Linked DNA regions of Homo sapiens: region 2 is linked to region 1. The links are chromatin loops, found by intact Hi-C in ENCODE. Cell type or tissue: sigmoid colon. All regions are shown on one strand. Each heading gives the region's core, and the rest is flanking DNA. Links, peaks and the distances in the headings are about the cores only. Region 1 overlaps PCED1B (PC-esterase domain containing 1B). Region 2 overlaps PCED1B (PC-esterase domain containing 1B).

Evidence for each region. Hi-C counts contacts between places; a loop is a spot of excess contacts. Peaks named below come from ENCODE experiments on the same cell type or tissue, not always from the same donor. Only the 100,000 strongest peaks of a DNase experiment are listed, where the experiment ranks them.
Region 2: a loop joins it to region 1, with 2.0 times the contacts of the local background. A loop is called at or near these places in 6 of 110 quality-filtered maps.

What each region holds. Positions count from the first base shown.
Region 1 is chr12:47,153,473-47,162,711 of GRCh38, reverse strand. All of the region lies in intron 2 of PCED1B (PC-esterase domain containing 1B), which reads right to left. Among named protein-coding and RNA genes, the nearest start is that of MIR4698, 30 kb to the left of the region's middle. In sigmoid colon, for the core only: no CTCF peak of the experiment used is centred there; no DNase peak of the experiment used is centred there; H3K27ac peaks cover 288 bases.
Region 2 is chr12:47,102,768-47,112,006 of GRCh38, reverse strand. It overlaps PCED1B (PC-esterase domain containing 1B), which reads right to left. Exons shown (of 4, transcript NM_138371.3): 2 at 7,812-7,894. Among named protein-coding and RNA genes, the nearest start is that of AMIGO2, 27 kb to the right of the region's middle. In sigmoid colon, for the core only: no CTCF peak of the experiment used is centred there; no DNase peak of the experiment used is centred there.

The DNA of each region.
Region 1 (9,239 bases), core at 441-8,440:
TGAGTTACCATAAGATCTGCTTGTTAAAAAGAGTCTGGCCTCTCCCTCCTCTCTCTCTTTCTTGTTGCCTCTCTCACCATGTAGCATGCCTGCTCCCTCTTTGCCTTCCATCATGATTTTAGGCTTCCTGAGGCCCTCACCAGAAGCAGATATTGGCACTATGCTTCTTGTATACTCCGCAGAATTGTGAGCCAAAATAAACCTCATTTCTTTATAAATCACCCAACCTCTGGTATTTCTTTACAGAAATGCAAAGTAAACTTCTTGTACACACTGCAGAACTGTGAGCCAAAATACACTTCGTTTCTTTATAAATTCACCCAATCTCAGGTATTTCTTTATAGAAATGCAAAACAGATTTCTTGTACACTCTGCAGAACTGTGAGCCAAAATACACCTCATTTCCTTGTAAGTCACCCAACCTCAGGTATTTCTTTTATTTTTTTTTTAAGTATACTTTAAGTTTTAGGGTACATGTGCACAATGTGCAGGTTTGTTACATATGTATACATCTGCGATGTTGGTGTGCTGCACCCATTAATTCATCATTTACATTAGGTATATCTCCTAATGCTATCCTTCCCCCCCCCACCACCCCACAACAGGCCCCAGTGTGTGATGTTCCCCTTCCTGTGTCCATGTGTTCTCATTGTTCAATTCCAACCTATGAGTGAGAACATGCGGTGTTTGGTTTTCTGTCCTTGCAATAGTTTGCTGAGAATGATGGTTTCCAGCTTCATCCATGTCCCTACAAAGGACATGAATTCATCCTTTTTTATGGCTGCATAGCATTCCATAGTGTATATGTGCCACATTTTCTTACTCCAGTCTATCATTGTTGGACATATGGGTTGGTTCCAAGTCTTTGCTATTGTGAATAGTGCCGCAATAAACATATGTGTGCATGTGTCTTTACAGCAGCATGATTTATAACCCTTTGGGTATATACCCAGTAATGGGATGGCTGGGTCAAATGGTATTTCTAGTTCTAGATCCTTGAGGAATCGCCACACTGTCTTCCACAATGGTTGAACTAGCTTATAGTCCCACCAATGGTGTAAAAGTGTTCCTATTTCTCCACATCCTCTCCAGCACCTGTTGTTCCCTGACTTTTTCGTGATTGCCATTCTAACTGGTGTGAGAAGGTATCTCAACCTCAGGTATTTCTTTATAGAAATGCAAAACAGACTAATATAAAAGGATTCACACTTCCTGATTTCAAAACTTACTATACAGTTATAGTAATCAAAACACTGTGGTACTAGCATAAAGTCACACATATCCACCAATGAAATAAAAGAGAGAGCCCAGAAACATACCCTCACATATGTGGTGAAATGATTTTCAATAACGGTACTAAGATAATTCAATGGGGAAAACACCATTTTTTTAACAAATTGTGCTAGAAAAGTGGATATTCACATACAAAAGAATACCCAGTTTTCTGACACCATATGTCGCCTTATCTAACACCATATATAAAAATTAACTAAAAATGGATCAAAGATTGTCTTTGACTGCTTTGTGTTGCTATAACAGAATAACTGAGACTGAGTGATTTATAAAGAAAAGTTGACTTAGCTCATGGTTCTGCAAGCTGGTAAGTTCAAGAAAGATAGTGCCAGCATTCATCTGGCTTCTGGTGAAGGCTTTTGTTGCATGTGTTGCAATGCAACCTGGTGGAAGGTCAAAGGGGAAGTGGAAACATGTCAAGAGGCAAAACCTGAGGGGCATTCTGGCTTTATAACAACTCACTCTTGTAGGAACTAATCCATTCCTGCTAGAAGCAATTCAGTATTGTCAGAATGAGAGCACACTCACTACTGCAAGAACAGAACCGAACCACACACAAGGGCAGAGTCCTCATGACCCAGATACCTCCCATTAGGCTCCACCTCTTAGAGGTTTCACTTCCCAACATTGCCACAAAGGGAATTAAGGTTTCAATATGAGTTTTAGTGGGGAAAAACCATATTCAAACATAGCAAATAACTAAATGTAAAATCTAAAACTGTAAAAGTCTTAGAAGAAAATATGAAAATAGCATCAAAACATTGGATTTGTCACTGATTTCTTGGATAAGACATGAAAGATGCTGGCTGGGTATTGTGGCTCATACATACTCCCAAAGTGGCTCAGCACTTTGGGAGGTTGAAACATTGAAGATTGCTTGAGCCCAGGAGTTCAAACCAGCCTGAGCAATGAGTAAGACCCTATCTCTACAAAAATATTTGTTTAAAAAATTAGCTGGACATGGTGGTGCATTCCTATAATCCTAGCTACTCAGGAGGCTGAGACAAGAGGATTGTGCTTGAGGCCAAGTGTTCGAGGCTTCAGTGGGCTGTGATTGCACCACTGTACTCCAACCTGGGTGACAGAGAGTGATCCCATCTCAAAAAAAAAAAAAAAAAAAAAAAAGAAAAAGAAAAAGAAAAAGAAAGAAAAGAAAAGAAAAACAGCCAACAACAACAAAATAAACAAATTGGACTTCATGAACATTTAAAAATTTTGCAAGCAAAAAGAACAATGCTGGAGGCACCACACTACCTGACTTCAAGATATATTTCAAGGCTGTAGTAAACAAAATATCATGATATTGGTATACAGACAGACACACAGGCCAATGGAACAGAGTAGAGAACCCAGAAATAAATCCACGTATTTGCAGCCAACTGATTTTTGACAAAGGTGCCAAAAACATACACTGAGGAAAGGACATTGTCTTCAATAAATGGTGCTAGAAAAATTTGATATCTATATGTGGAAGAATGAAACTAGACCCCTATCTCTCACCACATACAAAAGTCAACTCAAGATGGATTATAGACTTAAACATAAGATCCGAAACTATAAAACTACTAGAAGAAAACATAGGAGAAACATTTTAGGACGTTGGTTTTGACAAATATTTTATGATTAAGACCTCAAAAGTACAGGCAACTGAAACCAAAAATAGACAAATGTGACTATACTAAACTAAATAGCTTCTGTACAGCAAAGGAAACAATCTACAGAGTGAAGAGACAATCCACAGAATGGGAGAAAATATTTGCAAAATGTTCATTCAATAAAGGACTAATATCCAGAATATACAAGGAAAACCGAGAGCTCAACAGTAAAAAAAAAGAAAATCCTATTAAAAAGTGGGCAAAAACCATGAATAGACATTTCTCAAAAGAAGACACACAAATGGCCAACAAAATGCTCTACATCACTAATCATCAGAGAAATGCAAACAAAAACCACAATGAGATATCATCTCATCCCAATTAGAATAGTTATTATCAAAAGACAAAAAATAACTAATGCTGGCAAGGATGAAGAGAAAAGGGAACTCTTATACACTGTAGGTAGGAATATCAATTAGTACAGCCATTACGGAAAACAGTAGGGAGATTTCTCAAAAAAACTAAAAATAGAACAACTACCATACAATCCAGCAGTCCCACTACTTGGTATTTATCCAGAGGAAAAGAAATCAGTATATTAAACGGATACCTGCACTCCCATGTTTACTGCAGTATTCACAATAGCAAGAATGTGGAATCAACCTAAGTGTCCATCAGTGGATAAATGGATAAATAAAATGTGGCATATATACATAATGGAATACTATTCAGCTGTAAAAAAATAATAAAATCATGTCATTTGCAGCAATATGAATGGAATGGGACTTATGTTAAGTGAGATAAACCAGGTTCAGAAAGACAAATATTGCATGTTCTTACTCATACGGGAGAGCTAAAAAAGTTCATGGAGATAGAGAGTAGAAAGATAACAGAGGCTATGTGTGGGTGGGGGCAGGAGATAAAGAGAGGTTGGCTAATGAGTACAAACACAGAAGGAATAAGTTTTAATGTTCAATAGCAGAGTAGGGTTACTATAGTTAATAACAATGTATTGCATATTTCAAAATAGCTAGAAGACTTGAAATGTTCCCAACACATAGAAGTGATAAATACTTGAGGTGATGGACACCCCAGTACCCTGACTTGATTATTACAGTCTATGCATGTAACAAAATATCACCTGTACCTCATAAATATGTACCAATATTGTCTATCAATAAAAATTGTGCATCAAAAGACAGTATCAACAGAGTAAAATACAACCCACAGAATGGAAGAAAATATTTGCAAATGATATATCTGATAAGGGATTGATATCTGAAATATAAATGGAACTCATAAAACTGAACAACAAAAAAGCAAACAACCCAATTCAAAAATGGGCAAAAGACTTTATAGGCATTTCTTCAAAAATATGCAAATGGCCAGTAAGGACATAAAAAGATGCTCAACCTCACTAATCATCAGGGAGATGCAAATCGAAAACTGGAAAGGGAGACCACCTCGCACCCATTAGGATGGCTACTGTAAAAAACAAAACAAAACAATTCCAGAAAATAACAAATGTTAAGCAAGGATATGGAGAAATTGGAACCCTTGTGCATTGTTGGTGGAAATGTAAAATGGTATGGTTGCTGTGGAAAACAGTCACAAACTGAAGAATTACCATGATCTAGCGATTCCACTTCTGGGAACACACACAAAAAAATTGAAAGCAGAGATTCAAAGAAATGTTTGTATAGCCATGTTCATAGCAGCATAATTCATAACAGGTAAAATGTGGAAGTAACCCTATTATTCATCAACAAATATATTCATCAACAAATAAATAGATAAGTGAAATGTGGTACATACATACAATTGAAAATTATTCAACCTTTAAAGGAAGGAAATCCTGACACATGCTACAACATGGATGAACTTGAGGATATTGTGTTAAGTAAAACAAGCCAGCTACCAAAAGACAAATACTGATTCCATTTATTTGAGATACTTATAAGTCAAAATCATAGAGACAGAAAGTGGTATACTGGTTGTCAGGAACTAGCAGAAGTGGGGAATGGAGAGTTATTCTGTAACAGGTACAGAGTTTCAGTTTTACAAGATTAAAATAGTTACAGAGATGGATCCTGGTGATAGTAGCACATTATGGGTGTATTTAACACACCTTTACACTGATCTATACATTAAAAAATGGTTAAGATGATACATTTTATGTTACATATATTTCCACAATGAAAAAAATTAGAAAAAAATTTAAATTGGAATATTTCAATATAATATTTTGAAGAGACAGGGCCTTGCTCTGTCGCCTAGGCTGAAGTACAGTGGCTTTATCATGGCTCACTGCAGCCACGTGACCTTCCTGCCTCAACCTCCCCAGTAGGTAGGATTGCAGGCACACACAACCATGCCTGGCCAATTTTTAAAGTTTCTTACAGAGACAGGGTCTCATTATGTTGACCAGACTACTCTTGACCTCTTAGTGTCAAGCCATCTTCCTGCCTTGGTCTCCCAAAGTACTGAGATTACAGGTGTGAGCCATCCCACCCAACCACAGATGGTTTCTGTCTTTATAATTCTGTATATTCCAAATTTTCACCAATGAATGTGAATTAATTTTGTAATTAATATAATTAACAAGATGGGATTTTTTATGTGTTCAGGGGTAAGCTCTACCTACAGGAAAAATTATATAGAGAAACCCATTCCTAACACAGTCTAACCATACTGTGTTAGACAATGAGGAAATGCTCTCTGTGTACCTGATGTTTGTTAGGTCCTGAATGTGCAAAAATAAAAGACATGGTCTCTGTCCTCATGGAGCTTAGACTCTAGAAGGAGACAAGTTTTACTATAATATTTATTGAGAACTCATTAGCATTAGGCATTTTACTTAGATCATCTCACTTAATCTTCACAGTAATTCTGTGAAGTAGATATTATTTTTGTCCTTTTACATAGGGGGAAGCTGAGGCTTAGAGAGGTCAAATGACTTGGCCAAGATCACAGCTAGTAAGTAACGAAGGAGAGCTTCAAACTCAGGCAGACCAGCTCCAGATGTTCTTTACCAAAATTGTCGCAGACAACTATGATCAAGGTAACATGTGCTAAGATAGAGGTAAATACAGAGTGTTATCGGAGCACTCAGAATGTGTGTCTAACCCATACTGAATGGAGGAAAGGATGCTTAAGGCTTCCTGGAGGAGGTGGTATGGTCACAGAACAGAACAGAAGTAGGAGTTGGGGCTAGAATAGGTTCTAAAGGGTGTTCCAAGCAGAAGCAGCCCTGTGTGCCCTGAGCCCAAGGGCATAGACTGTGGCACACTTAAGAATGCAAGTGGTTCAGTGTGGATGGAGCAAGGGTGCAAGGGAATGTGATGGCTTGAGAAGCAGGGAGCAAGACTGGAACCTTGTGAGAAAAGGACACATTTGCCTCATCCAATAGTATCGTGCAAAATGAAAATCTTTCTATCAGCTTTGCAGTGCTTGGTAAGAAAAAGGGTTGAGCAGGCTTGCAAAATCCTGTTCCTGTTTGACTGATTACTGCCATGGCAACCCAGCAGCAGCCAACATTGTCAAGGCCTCTTCTTTGGATACAATAATAAATAGTGATAAAACACTACCTCAAGGCTTTATATTTTTGCCATCAGTTAAAATTTTGTTCTTGGCTATGGTGAAGATGTTTTCAAATTACAGAAAAAAGGAAAAAGAAAAAGTATATTTTGAATAAAGTACTAGAAATTATGCATGTGCTTTAAGAACTTGAAGCCCTAACATTTCAGGAGTTCTGAAGGGGCTTTCTCCCTGCTATGAATAAGCACTTGGCAGAAGATAAACAATGATGCAGCACTTTGCAGTTTCACAAAGCATTAGCCCCATTATGTCTGTCATGATTTCTGGGGAGATGAATAGCCACCCCTTCTCCCCTCCTTTCACTTTTAACTCTAGCTGAAAGAGAGGAGCCAGTCTCACTATTATTGCTGGGTGACAACTGTGTGATGGGTGGGAACTTGTTTCTAAAACAATCCACAAATATTTAGATACAGTACCATTCTCAAAGACATTCCCAAATCAGGCAGCTTCTTCAAAAAGAGCAATTCCGTAGAGTAACCGAAGGCATCTCAGCTTTGAAGGGAGACCTAGCTGGGTTCCAATCTCAGCTCTCACTCCTGGCAGCTTCACCTTCATACTTTACCTAACCTCTAGGAGCTCAACTTCCTGCCTTGTAAAGTGGTACTTATACCTGTTTCCTTGCAATGTAGTTGAAAGGATTGGAAATAATGAATGTATATGTGGCAAGCAACATATTATTTGTTCAACAATTGGTCATAGCTATTGTTATGTATTCAGGGTCACAGACTCAGATGATAATTCAAATCATAAAACACCATGAAATGGCTTCGGCAAAAAGTTTGGAACCCTTGATTTACATATCATATTTCATCAATTCTACAACACAAGGTAACTTCACGTTTTCACATCTCTAAAACTGGGATGTCTCTCACAACATACAATGTGTCATATTTAATTGGCAGTGACTTTTCTTTCTTAGTTGATCATAAAATAATAGAGTGTCTTACAATGGAGAAAATCTTAGATTAGATGAAATAGGGTAGCTCCTTTCAGTATATGGAACATTTTACTTTGGTTATAAGCCAACAAATAAAAGAAGGAGCCAAATACAATTTCTATGCAATAAATCTCTGACAGAAAAGATAAGATTCATGGCAAGTACTCATCTCATCTTTCCGAACTATTGCAACCTGGCAACACATCTGTTCCTAAGAGAAGACATGTCAGAATCATCCATCCACTCAGTCTCCTATGTGATCCATACCATCTGGTGCCCTCGTTCTGCATCTCCTCACCCTTCTTCTCCCCACCCCATGGATTCCTGCTAAAACAAAACAAAACAAAAAATACTTAGTTTGAGATTTTCAAAGTTGTTTCTAAATGGAACCAGGCAAGAAAGTAATGAATATAATTTTACAGGCTTGCAGAAACAGGCTAATTACAGTCTTATTGTTGGGGGAGGCAGTAGGAAGATGCACACACACACACACACACACACACACACACATGCACACACACACCCCTCTGTCCTACACTACATATTTCTGCCTTGAGACTTCACATGATGATCCCCAGAACTAGAGCTCTAAGGGATTATGAGTAGTTGGGACTCCAGAGTTGCTGTTGTCACCTGCTTGGAAACAGGAGATCCACACACATACATTTACTCTTTTAGGTAGCAGAACCAGATTATAAGTAGGTTAGGAGGCACTTGACTGGGGAATCAATCTATGGAAGTGTTAAAATGTCATTGGCGAAAATTAGGACTATGATACCAACTAAGATTTTTAAAAGCAAAAACGCTTGAGGTTTTTGAAAGGGACTCTACGTGGTGGCTGAAACATAAAGTTGGTTCTGTTACCTGGAAAGGAGACACTGACCTCTAGAAGAAATGGTTAAAAACAAAACAAAACAAAACAAAACCCCAGCTCCCTCAGGTGCTAAGCATGATTCAAATGAGTGTTTTCGTAGTGCTCATAAGGAAGTCATAGAGTACACTTATGGGATGAGCTCCTGAAATTCTGTGCCTGAAATAAATACTTGTGGTAACTTAAAAGGACTACCAGAAACTGCCAAGGACCTACCATGTCACTCTCCTTACAAGCTAACAAATTAGCCTGCTACTGTTTCATGGATGCTGGTAGAAGATACGCGTTTCCTGGGTCAAATGGTTTGGAACAAAGGGCAGTCAGCGCCTTGCTTGCAAGTTGTGTAGAGACCCTGGAGAACTGTCTCCCATCAATGATGTAATACGTTAAATGCATGTGACATAGTGGAATATAGCATAGTAGGTCCCACCTCACTAAACAAATACATATTGAAACACATAGAGAAAGAATATCGGTGGAAAGGGGCAGAGATTGTAGACTATCTAGAAAGTCCACATGGTCCAGCTCTAGCCTGGAGCACAGCAGGTTTAGTCTTCCCATGGAAACAAACTTGAATGAAAAGGTCAGTTCATGGAGAAGGAAATAGGACAAGGGAAACAGAATTGTTCTTTTATTCTTTGTTCAGAGACATACATATTATTTATTTCATAATTCAGAGGAAAGAATAGAATAAAACTGATTATTTAAAAGTAGAGTAATTGGAAAAATCTTTCCCTAAAGGCAATGCAAAGGTTCAAAGTTTAGCTATGGAGAGCTAATAGGTTCAAAGTTTAGTTATGGAGAGCTAATTTTTTTCCTCTTTCTGTACAGATGACTTTTCCTTTCCTTTGATGATATTTAACAGTTCACAGTTCTTTGTCCTTATATTCAAAGGACTTGAATTGGGAGATAAAGTTGCCAGATTTAAGATGTATTGAACTTGAAT
Region 2 (9,239 bases), core at 328-8,327, 51 kb after region 1:
GCCATCTTATGGAGGGGCTACACGACCCCCACCAACAGCTTATGAGGGGCAGTGCCGGTGCCTTTGAGCGATCAGAGAACCCATGAATGGATAATCCATGAATGATACTGAATTCCTTCAAAGATGTACAAAATGACATCGGCTCCCTTTACCATGAGAAGAAGTGACTTTCTAATAAGATCTGTAAATAAACCGAGGTACCTCAGCTAGAACAAGCACAGCTGGTTGCTTATGAGACACTTGGAAGTATTTATTGGCTCTTTAAAAAAAATTTACCTTGAAGACATTATGCTGAGTGAAATAAGCCAACCAAAAGAACAAACACAGAACAATTCCACTTAAAAGGGGTATCTACAGGAGACAAACTCACAGGCAGAAAGTAGAAATGTGGTTGCCAGGGGTTGAGGGTAGGGAAGAATTAGGAGGTTTTTTTTTAATGTGTTTGGAGTTTCGATTTTGCAAGACGGAAAGAGTCTTGTGGGTGGATGGTGGTGACAGTGGCACAATAAAGTGAATGTACTTAAGGCCCCTAACTGTAAATTTGAGAATGGTGAAGATGGCAAATTTTGTGTTATGTGTATTCTACCACAATTTCAAAATATGTAAATAATATAGACATAAAAATCTAATAAGTACTTATTTCTTCTGATGATCAGTGAAAACCATGGTGATCTTTCTCCCATCCTAAAATAATAGCAGATGCATTTTGAAGCATTTAAAGGCAGTCTTCCAACACTCTAATACAGGTGTTGGTTCCCCTAGAAAGTGAACTCATCTAGGGCAGAGTGATGTTGTTCTGATCTTTATGTCCTTGTGGCTTTGTGATCTTTATGTCCTTGTGGCACAGGTCCTTGAAACATGAGAGTCATAGCATCCTTGGGCTTCTATTATTAAGGCAACCCAAATGTTAAATAGACTCTTCAGTTGTACCAAAAATCAATTTTTCAGAAATCAGACCACTTACAAAGCAATTGAATTCAGTGGGAGGAGAAATGTATTTCTCTTTGAGATTTGAAGTTACATACATCAAACTTCAAAGAACACCAGAGCATTCTTTCATGCTGCATATGGTTTTTGAACTGAAGAGCTCAAACCTCTGGTGCTATGACCTCATGTTTCCCTGCAACTGTGATGCGGGACATCAAACTTCACGTTGGACCAAGCTTTGTGTGTGTTTGTCATTGACTCAGCAGAGAAGAACCTGATCAATAATCACCTGAAAGAAGACACTAGTTACATCTAAAAATGAAGCTCATGTTTGCATGATCAAAGCAGCTTCTCAGGGAACCTCATACCTTTCATTGATTATATTTCTGATTAGTGACACAGACGGCTCCCAAAACATTTCTTACTTGAAATTCAAGATGAGGCTGCTTCTCTTGCATTTATAGATTCTGCCATGCAATTAAAGTTTTATGGAGTATCTTTGTGTATTAAGGGTTTTGTCTCCCCAGTAATGTCTCCTAAGTCACTTTTGCAGTAAAAAGATCATATTTTATTAGTAAATTTGGGCTAGATCCTATGTTGAACACATTGTCTTTGTTAACCACAAACTGTTACCAAACACTTCCTGGGTGAAATATGTTTGCAATTCATAATTAATTGATTGGCTGAATCCTATGGATTGCGTAAAAATTATTTATTGAAGTGGAACCCTATTGCGCTTTCCTCTTTGTTGACAAAAGCTCACATTATGGCCTCCAAACACAGCATTTTTGTTTTTAACCTCAAAGTGGGGACAGAAGAAGTGGTTGCTGGCTGTCCTCTGGATTAGTGATTTACAGGACTAATTGTCCATTCATTTTACCCCTCACTTCATCCAGTTTTCAGCTCAACAAAAGCACATATTGTTTCATTTAGAGACATGATCCCCATAGGAGGAGAGGAAAAAGCAAGAAGATTCATGAATGATTCTGGCCACTAACAAACATCTTCCAAGCCAACCATTCAGGCCAATTCTAAACTCCATTGCTGTGTGTGGCAACATGAAGTAGAATCTCCATTTTACTAACTTAAAAATCACTAAAGAGTTTGATATACTGCCCAAATTTCAACATGGTTTAGAATCATAGAGGTGTTTACTACAAGGGATACCAGAGATCATCATGTTCAGTGATTCCCATTCTTGGTTCCATATGAAAATCACCCGAGGCACTTTTTAAAAGTGCTGATGCATAGATCCTACTCCCAGAGATTCTTATTTAACTGACCTTAGGATGCAGTATTTAAAAGTTTTAATAGCCTTTTAAAAAAGTTTTTCAGGTAATTCTATTGCACCCCCTTCTCTCCTTGCACAGGCCTGGCACATAACTAGTTTTCAATGAATATGTTATAAATGCATGACTGAATAGAGATAAATATGAGGGAACACATTATTTCCACATATGGAATTTTATAGAGATGGAATAAAACAAAGAGCCAGAAACAACCATTACATTTTTTGAATTTTGAAAATTTCTGAAATTCCAGAAACTTGCCATTTTCTTCCTAAAATGTCAAATCTCCTCATCATCACTCTAAGTCTCTTTTTCCCAGAATCCTCAACTAAAACCACCAGGCAGGTGTAAGATAGAGACAAAGAGGGATGGCTTTGCCTGTGAAGACTTTTAAAGACAATAATAAACCAATTAAAACTAAAAAAAAAAAAAAAAGTTTTTCAAGTACTTGTAATGTGTAGCCAGGGTTGAGAATCACTGATATAGCTCAACTTGCCACCTGCCTCCATTTACAGAGAGAGGAAGGAAAGTGGTTTGCTGAAAGTTGCAAGAAGACTGGCAGCAGTATGCAAGCAGGGACTTCTACATCCTAAATCTAGTACTTGAATCTTCTTGAAAATTTCTTCTACAGTATTCTGCCTCCAATTCTGTTCTTTGGAAAGTGCAAAAACATAAGTAGAGTACTATCAAGTAGGTGATTTTCATTCAACCTAGAATAATTCCAAATTGAGATTAAAGGCCAACTGGAAAGTTTATTTTAGTTTTCATTTCAAGACCTGAATCATGATTAATCCAAAAGATGAAAGAATTCCATCTGTGGTGAGGACTCTGCCAAAGGAAGACAAACAAAAGTTGGTGTGTGCCCCGAAGTATTACATACTTGTAAAATTATTACTATTATTTTTTGTAGAGACAGGGTCTCACTATATTGCCCAGACTGCTCTCAAGTAATCTTGCCTTGGCTTCCCAAACTGCTAGAAGTACAGGTGTGAGCTGCCATGCCTAGCCATTAAAATTAAACAGATTAATCAGAGGCATGAAGTTTAAAGAAGAGAAGAAAACAAAATGAAATAATAAGAGTGGTTGTAATGAAAGCTGGCCTTGGACTGATTCTAAAGATGATGCCATTCTGTTGTAAAACTCAAGTAATGAAAGCCTAAGAGAAAATGCAAAGGGCCAATAAATATGTGAAAAGATGGTAGGTCTCACCAGTGGTCAGAAAAATAAAAATTAAATTGCAATTTAATCGAAAAGATTAGGAAAAGTACAAAGATGATCATACAAGCCTGGCGAAGATGTGGGGAAAAACACAATCTGATGTACATTTGGGAACTGTTTTGCTTCCAGACAGAATCTGAACAACAGGAACGTGTAGGGTGCAGAAGATTCTGGGAGAGGAAGTCATTGGGAAACAGCTGTCATCAACTGTCATTGCCATTTAGATAGCTGAGCCAGTATGTTTAGGTCCTTGTGTGTGGTGAGCATGGGCAGCTTCTAAATCAGCACCTGAGAAGCTCATCAGCACTCAGGCTACTTTCCCTGTGTTTTGCCTCCTGCTCACATCCTAAGTCCACTCTAGCAGCAGATCTCAGGGTTATCCAACTGGAAAAAGCAATGCTTACTCACCTGTGTCTATCTGGAAATCCTCATCATCTTGCAAGTCAACAATTTGCATCCTCCTGGATAGGAGGCTTCCCACCAGCTTGGTTGCTGCCTACTGTTTACTGAGGGCTCTCACTGGTACTAGGCATACCATTTTACTTGCTCATACTGTCATTTTGTACTCCAACAATCCTACAAAATAATAATTATTTACATCCTTATTTTATATATGAGAAAACTGAGGTCCAGAAAATTTAAATGTCTCTCCTAAGGACACCCAGCATGTAATTAGCAATAAAGATCCTCATTTTTCTGGTTTAGGAGTCTTACCTGATGTAAAAGAGAAGTTTTGGGAATTAAGACATATTTACTTTTCTACCACTTTCCTCCTTAGGGGGACATTGTATCTGTTGTGGAACTGGCTAGTGGGTGGGAGGCTAGCCCAGGTCTAGTGACACCTGCACCTGAGCCTGAGTCCCCAGCTGGCATTCTCTCATCCCTGAGGCACTGCATCCTTCCCTGCCAGGGTCACTGCCAGCCCCGTCTGCCTGTTGGTGCCTGTGCCACCTCCACTGCCACTGCTGCTGCCTGCTGGAGTCTGGCCTCTCTGCCCAAGTTGGTGTCGGGGGCCATACCAAGGCCCTTCTAGTGCTCTAACTTCGATGCATTATACTTTCTGCTTCTTCTGGGAAAATGGTCACAATCTCAACATGTTCACCCCACTTTACTCTCTTAAATTTGGGCCCTTCGGCCTGCCATCTATCAGCTCCCTCCCTGTGTCCCATGGAGAACAAGAGAGAAGCCTTCCTCCTCCTATGGCAGAGTTTATGCTGTCCCTTCTCTCACAGACATGCCGGGAGAGGCAATACAATGGTTCATGGATACAGGAGAGACTTTGACCCCACCAAGATTCCCAGCCTCTTGATATGGATGTGGCACAGTGCACCTAGGCTTACGGTGTTTGGCCCCGGCATTCACCAATCAAACTTTAGGAGAATCTTTCATGAACATGAATCAACAATGAAGAATATCAAGGTTGACACTCGCCCACCCCTAACTCTGAACAAAGAATCAGGGCACTTGGTATCATGAAGAATTGCTTCAAGGAGATTAACCAAGAAAATCAGAACTTCAGGACTTCCTATGCTTGAGCCCTGGCCGGGTAACTGAGATGGGGGTAGGGGACGATCTGCAGGAGCCCTCTGCCATTATTGGGGCATCCCCTGTCCAGAGTGGGTTCCTAGGAGGCAGAAAGGAACAGGACTTGGGGAAAAGGTGCCACAAAGGGAAGGCTGCGGGCCCCGGAAGCAGAGGAAGCAAGGCCCTAATGTATGTTTGCCAGAGGTGGAGGAAAGCAATTTCACCTGGATGAGAGGCAGAGACTGACAAAGAAAAAAAAAGCTGGAGGAAAAAGAAAAAGAACATGCTCTAACAGGAGAGATTTATTTTTTCTTTTAAACATTTTACAGAAAAGATAGAGAAGCGGGGAGGAGGGAAAACAGAGAAGTGAGGCTGATGGGTCCCTTGTGGGGAGGGGCCCCATAAAGGAGATGGGCGCCCAGGGACCCTATGAGGAGGCTCGACGCCTACAGTCTGGGGCCTGGGATGACAGACATCATGGGCAAGGCAGGTTGAGAGGCGCGTTTGCTGATGCTTTTCCATGACTTCACCTTATCCTGAGCACCAGGTCAGAGGGCTGTTCCGAGGGAGCTGGGGAACTCCTAGAAGTCTATACTTTCTCATAGGCACCCACTTTTCTTCCCATTACGCAACTCGCACCCCTAGGCTAAGGTGTCTTCAACACAAAGATTACCTCAAGGTTAATTATTTAATTCTACAAACAAGAAAAATAATGCAGTAAAGGGAAATGTGAATAATTTATCTGAGAAAACAGCTCTTGACTTTAAAAAGAGAAAATGGAAAACACCAAGTCTTTTACTTCAGCTATAAAAATGGTCCTTTTTTGATAAAAATGTGTATTTTGAAAAATAAATAAATAAAATGGTCTTTGTGGACTCTTGTGGCCAAGCAGAAAGGGCACCGGGCCAGGAGCAAAGCATTTACCTTCTGGCAATGGACCTGTCACACACCTGCTGGGTGACTGTGGGTGAGTTGTTTACTCTCTAGTCTTGTTAGCTCCTCTGTAAAATGATGAAAGGATATTGAAGTTCTCCTCCAGATTTAAGTTTCTATTTGTGTTATAAGCTTTTTAATTAAAAATTGTACAATGCTAACGGCATCATTATTAGAATATCTAGAAAGTATTTCCCAACACTCACAAGAAAATGAAGTCACTGTAAGATCGTGTTTGTCATAATACGTGTCAATTCGCCTGTGCTCTTTTGAAAGCCATTGTCACTTTCCATCACTCCTTTAATCATGCACTGTATTCACTCTTTCTCCTTGTAACTTTTTCCTTCCACAAACAGCATTAAAGCTGCTTCTTACTAGAACCTTTTTAAAAGGGACAAAATATTTTCTCCAAAAAAATCCAACTAGGGTCGACTATTTTGGGTAAAGCAATGACAAAACAAATTTTAAGATTCAGTTTTGAGCAACAGTTTCCACCCCCTCTGCACATAATCATATAGCCACCCTCATGCATTTTATTTTCCTTTTCATAGGTCCCCATGACCTCAGGCCCTAGTCCGCTAAGTAATTTTCCTCCCATCAAGCCCATTTCTACCAATGCTGCATGCACAGCACTACACACTTTTTCTTTTCTGAAACACTGCTTCCACCCTTCACCATCTGTATTTATGCAGAATAAAGTCCAATATCTTCATGAACCCTCAGAACTTTCTTTCCGCACTGGTCTGTGTCTCTCTGAGCAGCTTTAGCCACCTGCACTCCCTTACACAGCCTGTTTCAGCCTGTCAGAAGATTCCCTGTTCTAGGCACATTCCAGACCCTCTTCACTTGAAACATCTCCCCCGCCGCCCCCCACCGCGTTCACTCTGTCAATCAAACCCCAGTCATCTTTCCAAACTCAGCGGAGACTCCCACTCCCCTCTGTATAGGAGCTTTCCCTGAACTCTGCATCTTGAAGGGTGCTGTCTCTGCTTTGTAAGGTCCACAGCCTGAAGCGGCAAAAGAAATGACCAAATTAGACTCAGAGATATTTCCCAATGGGGCTTGGATTTCCTTAGCAGAGTGAGTCCATTTTTAGTCGGCATGAGCGTAAGGTCTGCCTAAAATATGGTCAGATGAGACAGAAGTCAGAGTACAAAAGGAGGTCCCTGCCCAGTCTCCATGGTACAGGGCTGGGGAAGCCCGGGGCGAGCCGGCTTCCTGGGAGTTGGAGAACATGAGGAAGGGGCAGAAGCTGTGGGGCCTGGGATTGGAGGCAGGAATTCAGATTGCACCAGTGGAGGCTGCTGTGGGTGGCTTCACCTTCACTCACCAAGTGTGGTCATCTGGGTCCCGACTATTGTGGCTCTCTACCTTCTACCACCTCCACCCTCCAAAAAATCTTTTTAGAGTAATTAGAAGAGGTTTGGTGAAAGTTGAATTCCCTAAGGCCCTAGAGGTATGACTACTTGGGTTTTTTCCCTCCAGGGTACAACATAATTTACTCTTAATCCTTATTCCAATAGGCCAAAGGGAACTTTGTGATAACCTGCAAGTGGTTGTTTGGCTGTGGCCTGATACCCACAGCATTCAGGTGACTTGCCTGGGTGATAATGAAAATGATAATATAATTAACACATTACAGAGCTCTTACCATGTGGTAGACACTGTTGTAAGTATTGTCACTCATTCATGTTTTTAATGCTCATAACATTTCAATACAATGGTTACCATTATCATTCCAGTTATATAATTGAGAAAACTTTTAGTGTCAAAAGGTTAGCTGCTTTGCCCCAAGTCACACAGCTACTAAGTGTCAGAGTACAGCCCAATAACTAAGGTTTTCATTTTGTTTTGTTTCAATTTAGAGGAAGAGCCTTCGCCAAACCTTTTCTACCATGAAGCCAGGGGAGAAAAACTCACATATTTGTAGGAGGCAGAGTCTTCAACACTCCCCTGACTTTTCCTCTTATGGCATCCTCTGGGATCTTAGGGCCTCTCATTACCTGAAATGTGAAAATGGCATGTTTAATTATTCATTTTCCATCACCCCTAATGAGGGGATTAACTGTCTAGTGAAACAAAAGGAAATAGTCTGACCTTCAGGCTGCATGGATGTGATAATCACTAAAACCTCAAGTCAGTTTAAGCAGACAAATGAAAGGATTTTACTCATCTGGATGCACAGGGGCCATCGGGGTCACTAATTAAAGTCACATAATGGAGCAATGACAATGAGAAAATAAACGTGCTAAAAATTATGTTTCCTTAATTATGTGCACAGGTGCTCTACAGGAGTTTCCAAAGCTCCTTTAACTTACCTGATGTCTTACGGCTTTGAGCTTGGGTGGAGAAAGGGTAACAGGGCTGTGGCTTGCCGGGAAGACAGAGGAGGAGAGTCTGTGGGCATGGGGCAGGAGTCAATTCTGTCTCAGGTATGGAAGAGCATGAGGAAAGTAGAGGCTAACTTAGAGATCTATTAGTCACAACCTCAAGAACAACCGGTTCATTTTTCATTACTTGGTTGATTGGTTTGACCAAACGTTACTGTGGGAATGATTCGTGAACTATTCTGCTACATGGCATGTAAACACAGCCTTCTAATCTAGACCTTTGCTATTAAAATGGTCATAAATAGCTGCGAATTACTACTGTTGTGCAACTCGTGACTTCATCATGGCTTCTGGCAGTGCAGATGGGAGCCACATTCCAGGCCCTGCTGCAGTGCGCATCTTTCCCGTAACATTTAATGAGCACAGGGTGATTGGTGCTGCACAGATGACAAAATGGCATCCTCCTTGCCCTGTTCTCTTCCAAGATAAGACATTTTTAAAAGGCCATAAAGCCTTGAAAGTCTCCCCACACAGATATTGCGTGACCTATAAATATGCATCTGCTCAAAATATGGCAAAATGCATCACTATTAATAACTCCAAAGAGTCATGGAGATTCAGACAGTCCAATTCCTCTGCCAAAAGTTCAGAATGTTTGCTTAGTGCTTTGATTTTTTTTTTAAAACTCTGTTCTTGGTTTGCTTCAGTACATTTTCTATTTAGATACTCCACCGAGTATGTGTCAAACTTTATCTGTGCCCTTACTTGGACATAAGAGAGCATACAAGACAGGAATGGAAGGCCTTTAACGTTATTGGGGTTTTAAAAATTGTGCTTGCTTCACAAATATTTTCCATTTCTCTCTACCATAGCAACCATTACCTTCACCATATATGCAAAAATGGCTAAAGGAAAAGTGAGGAAACTCTTCTACGTTACTTATACTGATAATTATATTGTATTATTACCTATTTCTTGAACAATAACTGTTTCTAGGCACGGTGCTCCTATACGTCAT